Linked DNA regions of Mus musculus: region 2 is linked to region 1. A link is a loop called in an ENCODE intact Hi-C map of the cell type or tissue named here. Cell type or tissue: left cerebral cortex. All regions are shown on one strand. Each heading gives the region's core, and the rest is flanking DNA. Links, peaks and the distances in the headings are about the cores only. Region 1 overlaps Vkorc1l1 (vitamin K epoxide reductase complex, subunit 1-like 1). Region 2 holds the start of Nupr1l (nuclear protein transcriptional regulator 1 like).

The links. A loop is a pair of places that touch in the nucleus more often than their neighbours do. Peaks named below come from ENCODE experiments on the same cell type or tissue, not always from the same donor. Only the 100,000 strongest peaks of a DNase experiment are listed, where the experiment ranks them.
Region 2: it touches region 1 in a loop (2.5-fold over the local background); 2 of 42 quality-filtered maps call a loop at or near these places.

The regions. Positions count from the first base shown.
Region 1 is chr5:129,976,249-129,981,624 of GRCm38, reverse strand. Vkorc1l1 (vitamin K epoxide reductase complex, subunit 1-like 1) reads right to left here. Exons shown (of 3, transcript NM_027121.4): 2 at 2,997-3,106. Among named protein-coding and RNA genes, the nearest start is that of Gusb, 24 kb to the left of the region's middle. In left cerebral cortex, for the core only: a CTCF peak has its summit at 2,105; no DNase peak of the experiment used is centred there.
Region 2 is chr5:129,906,401-129,911,776 of GRCm38, reverse strand. It overlaps Nupr1l (nuclear protein transcriptional regulator 1 like), which reads right to left and starts at 3,237. Exons shown (of 3, transcript NM_026916.3): 1 at 2,856-3,237; 2 at 831-879; 3 at 496-692. The coding sequence starts at 3,185. The coding sequence ends at 2,877. It also overlaps a transcript of Zbed5 not described here. In left cerebral cortex, for the core only: CTCF peaks have their summits at 1,015 (motif pointing right) and 3,017; a DNase peak (open chromatin) is centred at 3,226; H3K4me3 peaks cover 1,150 bases; H3K27ac peaks cover 777 bases.

The DNA.
Region 1 (5,376 bases), core at 83-5,082:
AGAGAGAACACGCTGACACTTTAGAGTGACTAATTGGTGGGGAAGGGAAAGTAAACCAGGCCAGTCAGCCACATCTGCATCAAAACACATCAGGTAAAAGGCAGCTGGAGTGGTATGGTGGCCTATGTCCATCTGCCAACACTCTGGGGGCTGAGGCAGAAGCTCAGACTGGAGGCCTGCCTGGATATATAGTAAGATTCTGTCTCAAGGAGAAAAAAACAAGTAGTCAGGTATTAAAAGCTAGGGCTCAAGACAAAAGTATCTGGAGTCTTCACTACCTTCATATGCACTGTCCTGTAACTTCCTAATGCCAGCAACACAAATACTATACATTGATTTTCAAGGTCAGAGAAGGCAAGAACATACTAAGCTCCTGACCTATCTAATTGCTAATGGGCCAGAATTTACTCCAATGTCAGATTTACTCAAACAGTACTCCATTCACCTGTGCCAAATCATCTATGCTCAAAATCTAAGTCTGAATAATTAGTGATGACACCTTGACTTTATTAAAGAAAGTTAGTTTTAAAATGATGCAAAGGCAGGCATGACAAGCTACTCCATAATCCAGTACTCAGGAGGCTATGGTAGGAGAATCTAAGGACAGGCAAGGCTAAGAATGATAAATGTTTTGAAAAACAACACTTGTGAGCTAAAGATGAAGCTCAGGAGCAGATCTGTTGTCACCTAGATGCACAAGGCTGTGGGGTTCAAATCCTAGCACAGCAAGCAAAGGAACAAAAAAATGCATACATAAAATGACGTGTGAACTATTTACTGTGTTTTTCTCTGCTCCAATTTAAATAGCAGACAGTACATCTAACGTCTGCCATGAGAATGAAGTGGGATGCCACGTGAGGGCTGCTATTGTAATAATTGCAGTGTATGCAGGCATCTGTGATTTGGGGGAAAATTGTGGACTTTTATAATGTGCCATTACTGTAACAATAGAATTATCTTATAGCTGTAAAAACTTCAACCAAAAATAAAAAACAAAACAAAAATTAATATATCCATTCCATATAAAAATATAGATAGATTAGTTAAAAAAAAGAATAAAAGGGGAAAAGGAAAATACACTGTAGGAAGGACAGGGAACACAGCATTTGCTTTTTATGTTTTGAAAATAAAGAAATTTAAGACCACGTGTTTGTTTGCATTTTCTTATCTATTCAAAAACAAACTCCAGAAGCGCTGCTGGGGTGGGGGTGGGGCAAAGGAGCTGAGCTGAAGTGGATCTGAGGTGGGATTCCCTTCACCACACAGCAGCCTGTTTCTTTAACATTTGAACTATGTGGAGGGAAAAATGTCCAATGGTAACTGTCACACAGTCTACAAGGAAGGGAGGTGGCAAGCTCTGGATATGTTAGATGACTCAGAAGAGCTGACATTACAAAAGCACGTGGAAACTAAAGTCAGCAAAGGTAAGTGGGTCTGCCTGTGATGGGACTCGCATGTGAAATGGAGCCGACACATTAGTATTATAAATGCAAACCACCTCACCTTGGTCTCCCACAGGAACCTGCATGCCCTTCTTCTCTAAGCCCTTCCTTTCCTATTAAGGGAAGATGACTGCTCCCTGATTTGGGGCTGTACTTTAGAAATCCCACAAAATCAACAAGTTGGAGATGAACTTCTCCCCTCCCCCATGGGACCCATCCTCTGCTTTGCACACACAAGCAAGCGTAATTACCATATAGCTTTAAACCCCACTGTGCTGCTTTTACTGAACCTTGATCTCTTCACACTCAATTCTTTAACAACTGCACACAACTTTCTAAGATGCAGAGGCCTCCGCTCCCTCAGCCACTGCCTGCTGCTGAGTCCCCACGAGTAGCCTGCTGTTTTAAACTGCACTATCCTGAGTATCTTGTCCACACCTTCCTATCTCTGCAGGGTAAATACATACACTCAGAATTGGGCAACCTTGATAATATTTGGTAGAAAAATTCATACTCCAAATGTGAATTGCAGCAAGCCAACTCCAGATTTAAGTTAGCCAATGACTGTACAGAAGAGCTGACAAACAATATAATAATATATCCCTAGCTGAACTGCACAGCACAAATGGGAGCACAAGCCCACCACAAAGCTAGAGTTTCAAAGGACTGTCACAAATAAGCTAGGGGGCAGTAACAGAACAGTAAAGTACAATATGTCAAAATGATGGCTACTGATACCTGACAACTAGAAAATTTGACAAAAACAAAACAACAACAAAAAAGCAAAACACTTCTAAAATGGACCTTAGATGGGAGACCAGACAATTGGAAGAGAGGAACAATTTGGCAATAACTGTTAAAATCCATTCTTTAAAAAAAAAAAAACCTGGGCTTTTTTTGGGGGGTGGGGGGTCTCATTAACCTCATGCGTGGAAATTGATTTCAGGGAGATAATTCAAGGAAGGACAGGTACTATAAAGAAAATGGATCCCCATGGCATTGTTTAGTAAAAATGTGAACCTGAAATGCCCAGACACTTAGGACAATAATATTGAAAATAAGAGGCTACCAAGTTTGTTGTTGTTGATGTTTTCTCTTAGCAAAAGGCAGGTCTGAGGATGCAGCTCAGCTGTCCAGTACTGGGTTCAATTCCAGCACCAAAGGGACAAGCAAAAGACCCACAAGACAGGGGACAGTAGAGAAATAGACATGCTGGGGTATGGCAACTTACTGCTACTGATTTCTTAAGATGCGATACCTTAGGATAGCTAGAGTCTATAATACAACTTTAAAAAGACAAGCTCACAAGCAAGACTGGAGTAATAATTTCCATGAATGTGGCTGGGTTTCTGGACATCATGACACACTACTAGCCATGACTAAACGTCCACTGATACCAAGGTCAACACATGATAAGCAGCAGTGACTCACACTTCACTCTCGTGGTTCTCTATTACTAGCGTGTACGTTTACTATGAAGACACACTAGGGTGAAGACACAAGCACTGAATGGGTATAACAAGCTTATTTCTGTATCTCTGTATCAATACTTACCAAGTAATAACTGTAGTATATAAAATATAAGTCCAAAGACACTGTTTGGCTGGTTTAATACACCATCTTTTCCAAAAATGGAACCCAAAAGACCAAATCCTCGACCCCATCTGTAAAATAAGGAAAACCAGTAACCCTATATTTGAGATTCCCTAATTTTTTAAATGTAAAATTATTTGAGAATATTATCCAATTCCACAATCAACTATGTTTGCAAAACACTTAAATATCTTTTTTTCCATGACTGATTTGCGCAAGGGTAAGGCCAAACATTAGATTTCTGTACTGTGTCTGAATTATATTGATGGTTTAATACAAATATCCCTAAAAGCTCTGTATTTCCACCTAAGACTCTCTAAACTTTCTTTTCCTAAGGTAGGCACCCTGTTTCTTTACTGACAGTATTAGCATTTGCAAGGGAAAGCCTCTCTCAATTCAGGTCACCCTGAGACCTTTCCAACTAGGTAGTTCTCTGTGGTAGGGGCTGTTCTTACATTACAGTGCCTAGCAGGGTCCCTGGCCTCCACTCACTCCATTTCCCACCCTAGGCTGTGACCATCAACAAAGCCTGCAGCCACTGCTAAGTTGCAGCAGCTGAAAACTACTCATGCGGCCGGTCCGTTCCATAGCTGTGCTCAAACCAGTCAGGCCTCTGAGAAGCTGCTTACGGGACATTTCACCAGAGTCAGCATGAGGAGACACACCCTGATCTCTGCTGCAGAGGAGTATCAGAAACCATAAGTCTCTTCTAGAATCCTGTTTCCAAAGTAAAAACTGGTATTTCACATTCCACTATACATTTTCACTCAAAGTTTTTCAAAATTATTGAGACCACATTTTCAGAATCTTTTAAAATAATTGTTATTGAATTTGTTCATTGTTATTGAATTGTTCTCTGACAATTTTATTCCTGTATAAAGTTCATTCTGCCCACCCCTGTAATACCTTTCCCACCTCTATAACCCCCTAAAATCTTACTTTAAAAACTATTAAAATCCATTTAATACGGTAATACAAACAGAGCAACAGTAACTAGATAAACCCTCACGACACTTCAGCTTTAACCCCGAATGACAGTGCTTCCTACACACAGAAAGGAACTTACGTCTGAGAACAGGACTGAGTGACGGAGTCACGTTGCTTTAAAGAAACTCATGTCCAAGCAACAGGACAACCCCTTCACAGTCCCTGAAACAACCACCACCCCAACCCTGGCACTGAGCGCGGTGGAGGATGTTTATTACAGACTTACACATTTCAAATACACAAGAGCAACTCCATTCCATCCCATCCCATGCACGAATTCTCTCACCCACCAAACACTTAGTGAGCAGGGGAGCAGCACACCCAAGGCGCAGGACCTGACAGGCAGCACTGCCCTCATGGAACGAACACTCTAGTTACAGCCAAAAGAAAAAAAATACCAAGTACATTACCTTCAGGATTGGACAAGCCTACTCAGATAGACAGAAGAACAGGGGTGGGACATTCCAGGTCAGCACTTGGTAAAGTGAAGTCACCTAGTGAGGACTTGTCAAAATGCAGATTTTGCTTCAGTGGGCTGGCAGTGAGGCTAAGACTGCATTCAACAAAAGGAGCGGGGGCTGGGGTGCATATCTGTAATTCCAGCACTCTGGGGGCTGAAGCAGAAGGAGTATCATGAGTTGGAGGCTAACCTGAGCTACACAATGAGTCCTAGGACAGCCTGGGTTAAAAAACTGAGACCCTGTGTCAAAACAACAACAAAAATAATCAAGTAGAAATAGCTCTCTCACTTGAGCTATCGCTGTACCACTCAATCACTTCTAAATATTTATCAGAATGATTCCAAGCTTCACGTTAATGTCTACTGCGTTATGGGTAGTTACATACATGTAATAATCTGAGGTCAACGCCCAGAACCCACATAACCGACTCTATAATGTCCTTTGACTTGCACATGTGGGCAGCGGCATGGACCTCTACACCCATCCCCACACATATCATGTGTGCATATCTATACACAATAGTAATACATTTAAAAATTTTAGGCCCAGTAAGATAGCTCAGAGGATAAAGGCCTTTATCACCAAGCCTGACAGCCTGACTTCAATTCTCAGACTTACTTTGGTGGAGAGAACCAACCCCTAAAAGTTGTCCTCTGACTGACACACACATGCCATGAACATGCACACACCCAGAATAAGAAACAACACACCAATCTTGTCTGAAAAACAGCCAAGGAACCAGTATGTATGGAACATAAAAGAGAGGGGGAAAAAAGAATTTTAAAAGTTGGCTTTAAAAAAAAAATCTCACTGTGTAACCCTGCCTGGCCTAGAATCATCTAAACCAAGCTGTCCTAAAAATCATAGATTTACCTGCCTCTGCCTCCTTAGTC
Region 2 (5,376 bases), core at 308-5,307, 70 kb after region 1:
ATGTAGAGGCCAATATCAATCCTTTTTTTTTTTTTTTGGTTTTTCGAGACAGGGTTTCTCTGTGTAGCCCTGGCTGTCCTGGAACTCACTTTGTAGACCAGGCTGGCCTCGAACTCAGAAATCTGCCTGCCTCTGCCTCCCTAGTGCTGGGACTAAAGGCGTGCGCCAGCACGCCCAGCTACATCTATCCTTTTTAAAGGCCTGGAACACATAAATCAGGCTATGCTGACTAGCCAGTGAGCCCGGGAATCTTCCTCTACCTCCCAAAGGGTAGCATTTTAAGTGTGGGCCAGCTTTTCAAAAACAGGGCTTTTAAGGATCGAACTCGGGTCCTTGGGCTTTTTGCTGCAATCACGTTAGCAAACCAATTACCTCCTGAGCTTGTGATCGCCTCTTTATATGTCAGAGCCCAGAGAGTTGTGAACTGGAGACCAGTTACCTCCACAGTAACTGGAGCTGGAGGAGGGGAGGGAGAAAAAGCCAGAAGAGTTAAAATACATTCTTGCTGTGCTCTTTTAATTGAAAAACCCTAAAAAAGGCATACACACCAGGAAACTACTTACTTAACAATTAATTAGTGAGGAAAAACACTAGAGCAGTAAACTTAAAACCCTGTCAAAAAGTCCAGGTGACCAGCACGGAGGATCTTGGTTACAGCTGGAAAAGAGTTTTTAACAGGTCTTTCAGGTTTCCTGTAGGAAATAAGATGGAGACAAAAATCAGTGATTTCCCCCAAGTCGTAGGAAGAGCACTAGACACTAGAAGGGGTTTGTTTTCTCTCCTCTGGAGATGAGGTGGTTCACTCTTGCTCGTGAGATTCTGAAACTCACAATAATGCCCAGGCAGGACTCCAACTCAAGATCCTCCTGTCTCAGGTTCCTGAGTGAAAGGAAAAGAGGTCATAGTCACTAGTAGGTTGTTTTGTTTATATCTACACATATATATTTATATAGAATTTGTTTATTTTATATATGAGTACACTTGCTGTCTTCAGACACACCAGAAGAGGGCATCCTATTACAGATGGTTGTGAGGCACCATGTGGTTGCTGATAATTGAACTCAGGAACACTGGAAGAGCAGTCAGTGCTCTTAACCGCTGAGCCATCTCTCCAGCCATATATAAAGATGGCGTCTGGCTGGCCTCCAGCTCTGGGACTAAGGATAAGCATAACCAGGAACTTCCATGAACCTCTATCTCCCGAATATTAAGATGAGGGTCCTATTTACAGAGTGCCAGTGATTAATCCCAGAGTCTTATGCTTACTAAGTGAAAACTATCAACTCAACTGTGCTCTCAGCCTCCCCTTTCCTGTCTCCTATAGGTCAGGCTGGCCCCATACTATGTAGCCAATGGTCTCGAACTTTTTTTTTTTTTCCTGAGACAGGGTTTCTCTGTGTAGCCCTGGATGTTTTGGAGCCCTTCAGTAGACCAGGCTGGCCTCAAACTCAGAAATCTGCCTGCCCCTGCCTCCCAAGTGCTGGGATTAAAGGTGTGCGCCACCACCGCCCAGCAATCTTGAACTTTTAAATGTCTTGTTCATTTTTATGTGTTTAAGTGCGCGTATGTCTGTGTGATATACATGCAGCGTCCTCACAGGGCAGAATAGGGTGTTGGATCCCCCTTGAACTTGAGCTATGGACGGTAACGAGGCATCTAATACAGGTGCGGGGATCCTAAAAGGCAAGAGCTGCAAGGGCTCTTAATGGCTGAGCCATCTCTCCAGCCTCTGACCTTGAACTTCTGACCCACTCTTTCACTTTGCTAGTTCAAAGAGGCATAGAGGTGGGCACTATCATGCCCAGTTTCTGTCTGCTGGCTTGCTGGGTTTTGGTTCTGTCAACTCGACATAAACTAGAGTCATCTGGAAAGATACCTCTATTGTAAGACTGGTCAGAGACAAGTCAGTGCGGGGATTTTTCTCAACGCTCAGCTCACTGTGGGCGGTATCACCCGGGGCTGATAGTCCTGGGAGGTACAAGAAAGGTAACTGAACATGAACCTCTGGGAACTGTGCTTCCGGTTCCTGCCTCTGGGTTCCTGCCCTGACTTCAGGAAGGGCTGTAAGCTTTAAGGTGAAACAACCCCTTTCCTGCCCAAGTTGCAAGCAAAAGTTCACGGTGTTTATTACAGCAATTGGAAGCAAACAAGGAGGAGGGGCAGTTTTGTTTTGGGACAGTGCCTCAAAGAGTGTTCCTGGTTGGCCTCCAATTCCAGCGGTCTCCTGAGCACAGAGGCTGGAGATGGATTACAGGTGTGAGCCACCCTGCCAAGATGGATTTCCTCGGACATTTCCCTATATTTCCAATGTAGACTTTTCTCACACAATTGCAAACTTCCAAACGGTGGAGACTTTCACCAGCAGCCGGGAAACCCCTGGGTCGGGGATCGGGAGCCAGCACAGTTATGATTAACGCTGGGAAGTCTCAGAAGCAGATGACAGGTGAATATGGTGGCCAGACCTGTCATCTCAGGACTAGAGAAGCTGAGGCTTGCTACACACCATGGAATCCTGGGCTACGGGCATCATCAATAAAACAAAACCACACAGCAGGGAATCATGGCCCATGCTTGAAACTTTAGCATTTTAAGGTAAACGCTGGAGGGGTGATGAGTTCGAGGTCAGTTTAGGAGACAGTGTCAGAAATGAGAAGAAAAGGAAAGGAAAAGAGAAGAGAGTAAAAAAAGAATTGGACATTGTGGCTCATGTCTTAGCATCCCAGCCCATCCATGGAAGCTGGATGCAGGACAATCTGGAGTCCAAGGTAATCCTCTGCTACACACTGAGTTCGAGGCCGACCTGAGATATACATTCTACTCCCTACCCAACACCAATGGGCTCCGCCTGCCCATACCCGCTCAAGCGTGGCGTGTGCTCAGGCCAGGCGTGTGCGCGGCCGCGGTTGCAGCTGGCGCTGGCGCCGCTTGCGCTGCCCGTTGAGCAGTATCTGCGCCACCTTGCGCTCGTGGCCGCCGGGCACCGGGTAGTTGGTGCGTAGCTGCTGCTCGCGCCGCGTCCGGCCCTTGCTGCGTCCAGCCCCAGAGGCCGGGAAGTCACGCAGGTAGTAGTAATCCAGGCAGTCGTACACCTCCTCTTCGAAGCCGACGGTGGGCAGCGCCTCCGGCGGCGGCGGGCGGGCTCGAGTCCTTGGGCCGGAGACAGAAGGACGAGTTGGAGGGTCCATCGCCGATGCGCTCCGCCCGCCGCCGCCGCTGGTCACTCCGCCGGAATGCCCCACCCAGTGCTCCTATTGGCTCCGCTGTAGGGAGCGCTCTGTGACCTCACAGGGGGCGTGGCTTCCATGCTTCTTTGTTCCAGATGCGGAATTGTGTTTCTTCGCGGGGTCCGAATTGTAAATAAGTATAATAAACCTGGTTTCGCTGGTTAAAACCTGAAGGGACGGAATTGGGGAATGTGACTCAGTAGAGTGCTAGCATGCACAAAGGCCTGGGTTCCATCCCCATCACTGTATAAGTCAGGTGTGGTTGTGCACACACCTATAATCCTAACACTGCGATAAAAGACGAGGAGCTCTGGCCAAATGAATTTGCTAGCCTAGTTTGGGTTCATTTGTGCAAAAAGAAAACTGGCTTGCTGAATTGCTTTAACTTTGTTCTTGTGACAAGAAAATTCTCTTCACGACATTACTATTTCATTGTTATAACCAAATGTTTGGCAATAATCTGTTTAGGGAAGGTTATTTTTTTGGCTCATCGTTTGAGAATACAATCAGCTAAGACACGGTGGGCAGGATCTTGAGGCTACTTATTCAATCTGCATTCGTCCATTAGGAAGCAAAGAAAGGGGAATTCTAGCATCTTGCTTGTGTTTTTTTTTTTTTTTTTTTTTTGGTACCCCCCCCCCTCCATTTTTATTCAAGTTCCCAGCCTACTGATGATGCAGCTACATTCAAGGTGGGTTGTCTCTCTCCAATCTATAATCTCTGGAAATTCCCTCAACAAATCTACACAAAGGCATGCTTCATAAGTTAAGAAGACAGACTTACTAAACATCACAAGTAGCATGTTAGAGCCAAGGGGCTGGAGAGGGTTTAGTGGTTATGATCTTGCAGAGGATCTGGGTTCTACTCCCAACACTCACATGGTAGCTCAAAACTGTCTACATCTCCAGTCCCAGGGGACCTGAAGCCCTTTTCTGGCTTCCTGGGGCATACATACAAGCAGGCAAAACACTCATTCACACAAATAAATGCATGTAAATGTAAAAGTAATGTGTGTGCACATGGATGTTGTGAGACCCTGGCTTAAAGCATTTCTCCCTGAAAGGTAAACCCCTAAAACATTTCCCCAAGCTTGTTTTCCCTGATCTTTAAAAATACAGCTAGAAAGAAGCTCTTTGTTCTCTATAGCCAGCAAAAGGCTTTTTTGTTTCTATACTGTACAACCAGAGATGCCGGCCTTCCTGTGCCGAGGACACAGAGATAAAAATTCAGAAAGAACTCACTCCCCACTCCTGTCTTGTCACCAAGGACACCCGGAAGAGAAGAACTCCTCCCAACTCCTCCCAATTCCTCAGCTAGCTGTTAAAAGCCCCCTACTGTCACCTCTGGGGTCGAACTCCCCTGCCCTGCGAGGCTCCAGGGGTTCGTCCTCAGCTAGCTGATAATAAAACCTCTTGCAGCTTGCATCAGGTGTGGTTTTCTCTCGGGATGGTGGGGTGTTGGCCAGTTCATCCCAGGACTTGAATGGAGGCCCAGCATCCGGGGCCTTACAATGTCAGAGGATAGTTTTTGGAAATCTATTCTCTCCTCCCACCCAGTGGGTCCTGTGGGTTGAACTCAAAACCTCAAGCTTGGTAACACCCACCTTTATCTGATGAACTATCTGAATGGCCCCCACATGATTGTTTTAAAGAAAGACAATCATTAATAGATCTCATCCTTAAAGCAACACGGATATCGGACTTAACAAAGTATCTTGAGGATTAATCCCAGGGTCTCAAACGTACTAAGCACTACCACTTTGCTAATCCTCAGGCCAACAAAGTTTATCAATTTATCAGTGTACAACAGTAATTTTAGCATTTAGGAAGAAGCAAAGGCAGGCAGGACTCTGTGAATTCAAGGCCAGCTTTGTTTACATAGTAAGCGCCAGGCCAGCAAGGACTACATAAATGAGCCTACCTCTCAAAACAAATAAACATAATGATGTTAGTTAGACTCAGTGGGGTCGTGGTGGTGGTGGTAGTAGTGCTAGTATAAGCCTGTAGTGCTAGCTCTCAAGTGGTTGACACAGAAGGGTTACCTCAAGTTCCAGGCTAGTCTGGACTGCAAGGTGAAATCTTGTTTCCAAAAAAAAAAAAAGGACAATCCTTCACACATATACTCAAACCCCAAGAATGCTGACTGACAAAAC